3 separate regions of the Mus musculus genome follow, and regions 2 and 3 are each linked to region 1. The links are chromatin loops, found by intact Hi-C in ENCODE. Cell type or tissue: left cerebral cortex. All regions are shown on one strand.

Region 1 (2,500 bases):
AAGGGGCACCACGCACCTTTAACCCTGGCACTTGAGAGGCAGAGGCAGGCAGATCTCTGAGTTTGTGGCCAGCCTGGTGTACATATTGAGTTCTGGAACAGCCAGGGCTACATAGAAAGAAGCTATCTCAAAAAATATTGAGTGAAATCCACCTTGACAGTATCAGATCTCAAAGTAACCCGTGACCTTAACTGTAGCATAGAGCACACAGAGAAACAGACCATGGAGGAAAGCAGCTGCCTGGGGTCTGCTGGAGACACTGCATGTGTGCTGTCGCATGCAGCCGAGTGCTGTCACGGGATTGGAAGACATTCACGTACCAAATTGCCAAAGTAATTCTCACCAGACAGGTCAGGGCTGTTTGTGGGCACCTGACCCGTGGAGCAGTGTCAGGAAGAATGCTGTCTCTCTTCTCCTCTATGGGTTTGCTTGAGATGTTAGTTAGTCTGTAACAGGGATTTTCCTCTCTCAGTTGGCCACCATGTAGTTGTCATGGTGTCTGCCTGCACTGCCGACGCTGCTCCGTTGATAGCCGAGTGGACACTGGGGATGAGCTGAGCGCTGCTGCTTGTTCCCTCGCAGGCACAGCCTTGCCCCTAGAGAGCATGGTTAGCGGGGAGCGTCAGGTCTTCTCCTTAACCTTCTTCTTACTAGTGTCTTTCTGTGAAAAGAGGCCTTTAAGCCAGGGTTCAGGGTGCTGGTTAATGACAGGAAATGGAGGAGTAAGGCCCGTAGCACTGAAGAAAAGGAATCTTCTCTAAGTGGTGCTGGCTCTGGCAGAGGATGTGCTGAGTTGGGGCAGATGTGAGGGCTTTGGGTATGCAGCACTTTCCCATGGCTGCTCCTGACTGCTGTGCATAGCAGAGAAATAGAGCAAGCTCAGGGTTCTTCAGGGCCGTGCCTGGCTACTCAGAATGCTCTGACCCATGCATTCGTGCTTTGCCACACCCGGTTGTTGTTGGTGTGGTATCTGCTTCTGTGGCTGTTATGATTGTGATTCTGCTCCGTGATTCCCTTTCAAGTTAGAGCAGAGATGGCTCCCATTAACTTGGACTGGGTGCAGAGGGACACGCTGTTCTGCCTGCCTGTGCTCTGAGGTCCAGCGCTGGCCTGACCCTTTGTTCTCATAGGCTAGCACCTTCTTCCTGAGGTGCCTGAGGCTGCATTTCTCTTCCAGCCGAATCCTCATTGTGTTTTCTTCAGCGGCTGCTGGCCATACACAGTTGAATGATTTCCTGGCACCCAGAATGTTGCCTGGGAGGCCTCTCTTCACAGTAGAGTTCCTGTGTGCGCCATGTACATGGTAGCTTGTGACAGGACTGGCCCTTGGGAGAGCAAAGCCATCCTGTTGAGCTTACCGAGCACATGGCCTGCTGCTGACTTCCAGCTTGCTAGTTGGAAACTGCTCCTCTTGTGGGCCACTAGGTGGCACACTTGATATTTAGAAGGTCCCTGGAAGGGGTCATTGACAGATTTCAGTGAGGTATAGCTGTGTCCAGCCATCTTTTTTTGGTTTTCAGGGTTTGGATAGTAGTCTTATCTTTCAGCATTAGAAAAATTTTGTAGCTTTACTGTATAAATATTTGGATGAGCATAGTGACAAGCTTATTACTCCATGGCCTCAGGAAAGGTGAGATTGCAAGGGCTTATTAGACACAGAGGGCTGAATCCCTGTGCACGGCCCAGGGCTCCTCACTGAATATGTTGGCTCGGCCCAGGGCTCACTCAGCTGAAATACACTGGGTGGACTTAGGAGCCAGCTAGGGTCCTAAGGACTTGCTGCTCACAGTGGAAGACATCCTCTCTGAAGCTTTTCTGTTTTCATTTCCAGTCTTTCCTGTACTCTATTAACCAGACGATATGTTTGCGGTTGGATAGCATTGAGGCCAAGCTGCAAGCTCTCGAGGCCACTTGCAAATCTCTGGAAGAGAAGCTAGACCTGGTCACCAATAAACAGCACAGTCCCATCCAGGTCCCCATGGTGGCAGGTTCCCCACTTGGCGCCACCCAGACCTGCAACAAAGTGCGATGGTAAGTCCAGAAGACCGAGGCTCCGCAGGCCACCCTGGGAAAGCGCTCCGTGCCAGCCCAGGCGCCGCTGTTACTGATCTGCCCTCGCCCCGGATATCTGCCCTGGTGCTTCCATGGGGCTGGTTTCACTTAGACCGAAACCAAACACAGGCTCTGCTGGAACGGCCTGAGTTGCTCCAACTTTGTTTCTTGGCTTAAGCAGCTGGACTCATCTTTCCTTGCACCTGGCCATGAACTTGGCCCATGTATGTTGCTTCTTTTCTCTTTCTATCTCTGGCTGACTATTGCCTATGTTTTCTGCGGGGGTAATATTTATAATTTTTACTTGATCATAGAAAACTTTCCGTTTAGTCTGAGACTTGCCTTGTGCCTAATTTTTAAATAGGTTTGTGGCCTCCAAGAGAGCTTTGCATGGTTTGCACTCTGCTGGCTTGGAAGGTTCCATGCCTGGCTCAGTGGGATGGAAAGG
Region 2 (2,500 bases), 290 kb after region 1:
GAACCAAGATGAATGGTCAGAGCCCATCCCGCAGCTGCACATGGTCCCAGCAGCCTGGCGGGACCTGGAACACTGTAGCCCAGCCTGTGAGACAGCCTCTTCTGTTGGAGACATGAGCCCGGAACCCCCTAACCTAGAAAGGGAACATGACAACAGGCCTCCTGGAAATGCCAGCCTGCCCCCACTTTACGTTAAGGACTTTGAGGCTCTCAGCACCCAGCTGGAGATACAAGACCTGTGCTTTCTGAGACCCTGTAGTGACCTTGTTGAACTCTCTAACCCAGGCGCCCTAGACTTCCAGGTCACAGCAAATTCACAAGGCCCTCCAGACAAAAGAATGGAGGGAACTGCCCGGGCCAGACGAGCCAAAGGCAGAGACCTGCGGGTGAAGGGCAAGAGGGCCTCCTACAAGTGCAGGGTGTGCTTCCAGCGGTTCCATAGCCTGGGCGAGCTGGATCTCCATAAGCTGTCGCACAGCCCCTCGCCGCCCCCAACTTGCTACCTGTGCGTGGAGCGCAGATTCAGTTCCCGGGAGCTTCTACGGGAGCACTTGTGGGAGAAGCACGTGCAGGGCAAAGCAGGGCCGTGGGCCTGTGGCATGTGCCTGAAGGAGGTGGCTGATGTCTGGATGTACAACCAGCACCTTCGGGAGCACGCAGCCCGCTTTGCCCGAAATGGCCAGGCGCGGCGAGCCTTAGGAGACCTGCCCGGGTGCTTGGAAGGGGAAAGCGCCCTCACGCACTTCCTGAACACCATTGTGGAGCGAGCATCCAAACCCCAGAGGACCAAGCGCTCGATCGGCAAAGACAGTAGGGAGCCATCAGAGCAGGAAGGAGACGCTGGAAAGAAAACCCCAAGAAGGATGAAGCGCAAGGCACGTGCCTCGGTCACCCCCAGCCAAGATGGCGCCGAAGGAGGCAGCCTATCCGTTCTGACCAGCAGTTCTGCCACCTGCTCTGACTCTGCCAAGACGCCCCCCGCCCCGTCCCCAGACCCTTGGTCCCACGGCGAGTCCCCGCTCCAAGCTGTACCAGTGCACGAGGACTGCAAGGACCCCTCCCGTGACTGCCACCACTGTGGGAAGCAGTTCCCCAAGCCCTTCAAGCTGCAGCGCCACCTGGCGGTGCACAGCCCACAGCGCGTCTACCTGTGTCCCCGGTGCCCGCAGGTCTACCCTGAGCCCTGGGAGCTGAAGGTACACCTGGGCCTGACCCACGGGGTGACAGAGGAGAAGGAGCTCCCACACGTGCCTCTCTATGCCTGTGAGCTCTGCGCCAATGTCATGCACGTCATCAGGAGGTCCTTTGTCTGCAGCTCCTGCAACTACACCTTTGCAAAGAAGGAGCAATTCGACAGGCACATGGGCAAGCACCTGAGTTGCGACCTGCAGCCCTTCACACTCCGGAGTGTTAAGCGGCCAGGGGTTCCTAGGAGGAAGACCCGTGTCTCCCAGGATGTGCTACCCAGCAAGCAGAACAGGCTGATGGCGCCCTTCAGTCCCCCTGAGCTCAGCACTGACAGAATCCCCTCCACAACCAGCCCTACACCAAGTGAGGTGTCCCTTCCTGCACTGCCCCTAGCGCCTAGCCTCATCCTGGACCAGCCCAGTTCTCAAGAGAACCCTGTGGACCAGGCAGACCACTCACCCAGGGGGAACAACCTACCACTGAGTGGCCAGGATCTTCCACCTCCGTCTCTGTCTCCTTTCTCAGCTGCCTCAGCTGAAGGTACAGGCGGCTGCTGCAAGCTGAACAGAACCCTGGAGAAACCAGAACACGAGGCTTCCTTGGGAAGCCTTGAGCCATGTAAATGGCAGGCTCTGGTAGGGGAAAAGAGGGCCCTTCACCTGTTCCCAGGAAAACACAAGAGTCCAGGCAACGGAGACAAGTGTGCCCCTGGGTGTTCCCCAGGGCACCCCTCTCAGCTCCAGGAGAGGCTAGTGACCACACACCACATGGCACCTGAGGGGAGAATAGAGGGTCCCTCCCAGAAGGGCAATGCCACCAAACCAGGAGCCTACTCAAGTACCTCCCATCACAGAGCAGCAGAGCCCACCAAAAAAGCACTGAAGCCACCAGCACCACCCCGAAAACCAGGAGGGATGGGGATCCCAGCCGCAGAGCTGGTCTTGAGTCCTGAGGACAGGGTAAAGCCCAACACTTCTAAAGGTAAACTGCGAGGCACCCCTCAGAGCAGTGGAGGGCTCCAGCCTGGCACTCAGACAGGGGGTGGCAGCCAGCCCCAGCCAACCAGTGGGCAGCTCCAAAGTGAGATGGCCTCCACCCCTACTGAGCCCAGCTGTCCTAGCTGGGCGAGCTCCACCCCGGACCAGCCCCCACCTCGAGCCCACACCAAGGGTAGCACCAGAGGGCCTGGGGACGCTGTTCATCAGGGGGTCCAAGTGCATTCAAGTCCCAGGGAGAAAAGAGAAAGCCATGGAAGACAAAGGAAGGGCCAGGCCCTGGGACTGGGCAGACATGGAAGCGTGGGAAACACTGGG
Region 3 (2,500 bases), 250 kb after region 1:
TGGCCTCTGGCAGATTCCTGATCTGTGAAGCTTGGGTTCATGTTAGATGTGGCATTTTGTCAGATGATCTTAAAGGTGCCCCTCCGTCTCTAGAGACCTAAATAGCTCCTTCGGTCCCCACTACGTTCCAGTGTGCTCATCCCCAGGCTGGATGATGGCCCAGTAGGAAGCCACCAAGGTTGATGACTTCGAGCTCTGTGTTATGACAGAAGCCCGCTGGACATCTACTCCAGGCCGCAGCACCTTAGAGTGTCAGACTTATGTACTGGGGGGTAGGGGGAGGCTTAACCTGAATTTTCCCCTAAACAGGTGTCAGCTATGGCCCGGGCCCTAACCTTCCGGGACAGAAGCCAGAGGAAGAGGTTTAGTTGCTTTTGGTGGCCCAGGGACTGGGAGGAGCGAAGGATGGATAGAGCTGCGACTGGAAGCCACACGGTGGAATGGTGGCAGCCGTTTCCGAAGTTGCGCTGAAGCCAGGCTTTCCGCCCAGCGGCGTGCCAGCTGTAGAACTGGCCAAGGAGCGTGTTGTGGGGGGAGAGGGTTGGTGACCGGGGAGAGAGTTTCCCACCAGGCCGGCGTGGCTAGGTGGATCACATGAAACCAACACCTAGGAAAAGCCGTGCTAAAAATAGCCGGGGCGGGGCGGGGGGGGGGGGGGGCGCAAGCGTGTAACCCAAGCCGGGGCGCTGCTGTGCGTCCGGCCTCCGCGCGAGCGCTGCCCGCGGACCGGCCCGGGAGGCGGCCCTCTGCTCGCACCCCGCCCCAGGCGCAGCGCGGCGGCTCGGTGCCCGGCGGACGGGCGGGCGGGCGGCCGGGGCGCTGCGGGCGGGGATGAGCGCTGGGGCTACGCGGTCCGGGCGCGGGCGCCCCGCGCGTCCCGGGAACTGGAGCTACGCGCGGCCGGGGCGGAGGTGAGTGCGCGTCGCTGGGGTGATCAGGGACGGGTGCGGTCACCGCGCTGCCCTCCAGGCGCACGGCTGGCCTCGGGTTCCGACACACGGTGAGACGAGCTGCAGGCGCCGAGTACCGAACTCGGGGCTGCCTGGCCCAGCCCCTGAGAGAGCTGTTGGGGATGTCGCCCGCGAGTTGCGAAGCACAGAGCAAGCATCACCAGAGCCCAGGGGAGTCGGAGCCACGGGGCTGCGGGAGGTGAAGCGGTAACTCATTCATTGCGACTTGGAACCGTTCGTATGCTACTCCACCGCCGCCCGCTCGGGACCCCCTAAGGTCTGATTCCGCGGGCGGGATGGGGTCCGGCTAGCGGACTTGAGGGTCACCACGCTCTTGCTTCCGCCAGGAGGCCCATCGCGCCCCCACCCACCCTGTGCTTTGGGGCAGCTCCGCTGGAGGAGTCCACGGAGTTAAGCTAAGCCGACCGCGGAGACACTGCGCCCCTCGTGGCGATGGTGGGAAGGGGAGGGTATCGTAGCGGGATTCAATCGGACTTCCAGTGGCGGCCTGGACCCTGTCCTGCACCCGAGACCCCAGGGTAGAAGCAGGGATGTGCATAGCAGACAGGAAAGCGGAACAGCCGGGCTGCTGAGTGGGGCTCGGGCTCCAGCTGAGACAGTTGATGGCTTTTCTTCGGGCTCCTCTGAGCCGGCTGTGTGGGGACTGTGCCACGTGTTACTACTGCATTTAATCTTCCTAGTGAAATGGGTGGAACCCCGTGCTCTAGATGAAGAGGGTCAGAGTGGCCTGTGTTGCACAGCTGGAAAGCAGCAGAGGTGCTGACAGTCCAGAGCCACACTGCCAGTTGACTCTGGTCCAGTTCCCCCTGTTAGAGGGACAAAGGTGTGTCGAGGCCTCTGTGTCCTGCACTGTCCCAACCGTCTTTACTCAGCCAACACCCAAGTCCGGAAAATAACAGACAAGCGGGCAAAATGCTTGGGCATATTGACGGGGCCAGTCGGGGAGAGCAGCAGCTGGCCAGCAGTCCCTTCAGGATGGCATAAGCTTGCCTGGCAGGTCCCTTTTGCCATAAGCTTGGCCTGGCAGGTCCCAAACAACTGGGCAGAGCCAACAGAGTGTGTCTTCCTTATTGTGAATGGGAGAAGGCAGCAGAGGACGGCACAGGGTTTCTTCAGTCTGGGAGATAAGGTGAGACAAAGCAAGTGGACTCCAGGCTGTCAGTATCCCAGGGCATTGTAGAGGCCGTGGGAGAGCCAAAGAGAGCTCTGAAGTCATGAGCTTACAGTGTCAGTGATTTAGTCTCCACAAGACCCCACCCTCCACCGACCCAGGTCAGTGGCTGCTTGTATGCCCCCAGCGATGGCCTCTCACTCCTTCACAGCAGCCTGAGCCTTCTGTCCTGCCGCTACTGGAGGATCCGTTTCAGCCCAAGCCCCTAGCTGTCAATCACCTGGAGTGACAGGCGACACAGTAAGCCTGGAGTTGCCACAGTTGCCTTGGAGAAGTTAGTGGTATGTCACTCCCCACCAAGTCTTTGGAGCATGTACCTTTTACAACTTGGCATTGCAAGCCAGGAAGTGTCCTGCCA

What was found. A loop is a pair of places that touch in the nucleus more often than their neighbours do. Peaks named below come from ENCODE experiments on the same cell type or tissue, not always from the same donor. Only the 100,000 strongest peaks of a DNase experiment are listed, where the experiment ranks them.
Region 2: a loop joins it to region 1, with 4 times the contacts of the local background. A loop is called at or near these places in 26 of 42 quality-filtered maps.
Region 3: it touches region 1 in a loop (4-fold over the local background); 6 of 42 quality-filtered maps call a loop at or near these places.

What each region holds. Positions count from the first base shown.
Region 1 is chr8:121,976,724-121,979,223 of GRCm38, forward strand. It overlaps Banp (BTG3 associated nuclear protein), which reads left to right. Exons shown (of 14, transcript NM_016812.4): 4 at 1,832-2,031. Mir7237 (microRNA 7237) reads left to right here and starts at 1,301; the gene lies at 1,301-1,363. In left cerebral cortex, a CTCF peak has its summit at 1,421 (motif pointing right); a DNase peak (open chromatin) is centred at 1,422.
Region 2 is chr8:122,268,511-122,271,010 of GRCm38, forward strand. It overlaps Zfp469 (zinc finger protein 469), which reads left to right. Exons shown (of 3, transcript NM_001362883.1): 3 at 1-2,500. Among named protein-coding and RNA genes, the nearest start is that of Zfpm1, 12 kb to the right of the region's middle. In left cerebral cortex, a CTCF peak has its summit at 1,121 (motif pointing left); DNase peaks (open chromatin) are centred at 623 and 1,038; H3K4me3 peaks cover 656 bases; H3K27ac peaks cover 647 bases.
Region 3 is chr8:122,229,501-122,232,000 of GRCm38, forward strand. It overlaps Zfp469 (zinc finger protein 469), which reads left to right and starts at 774. Exons shown (of 3, transcript NM_001362883.1): 1 at 774-911. In left cerebral cortex, a CTCF peak has its summit at 1,405; DNase peaks (open chromatin) are centred at 469 and 1,370; H3K4me3 peaks cover 1,569 bases; H3K27ac peaks cover 686 bases.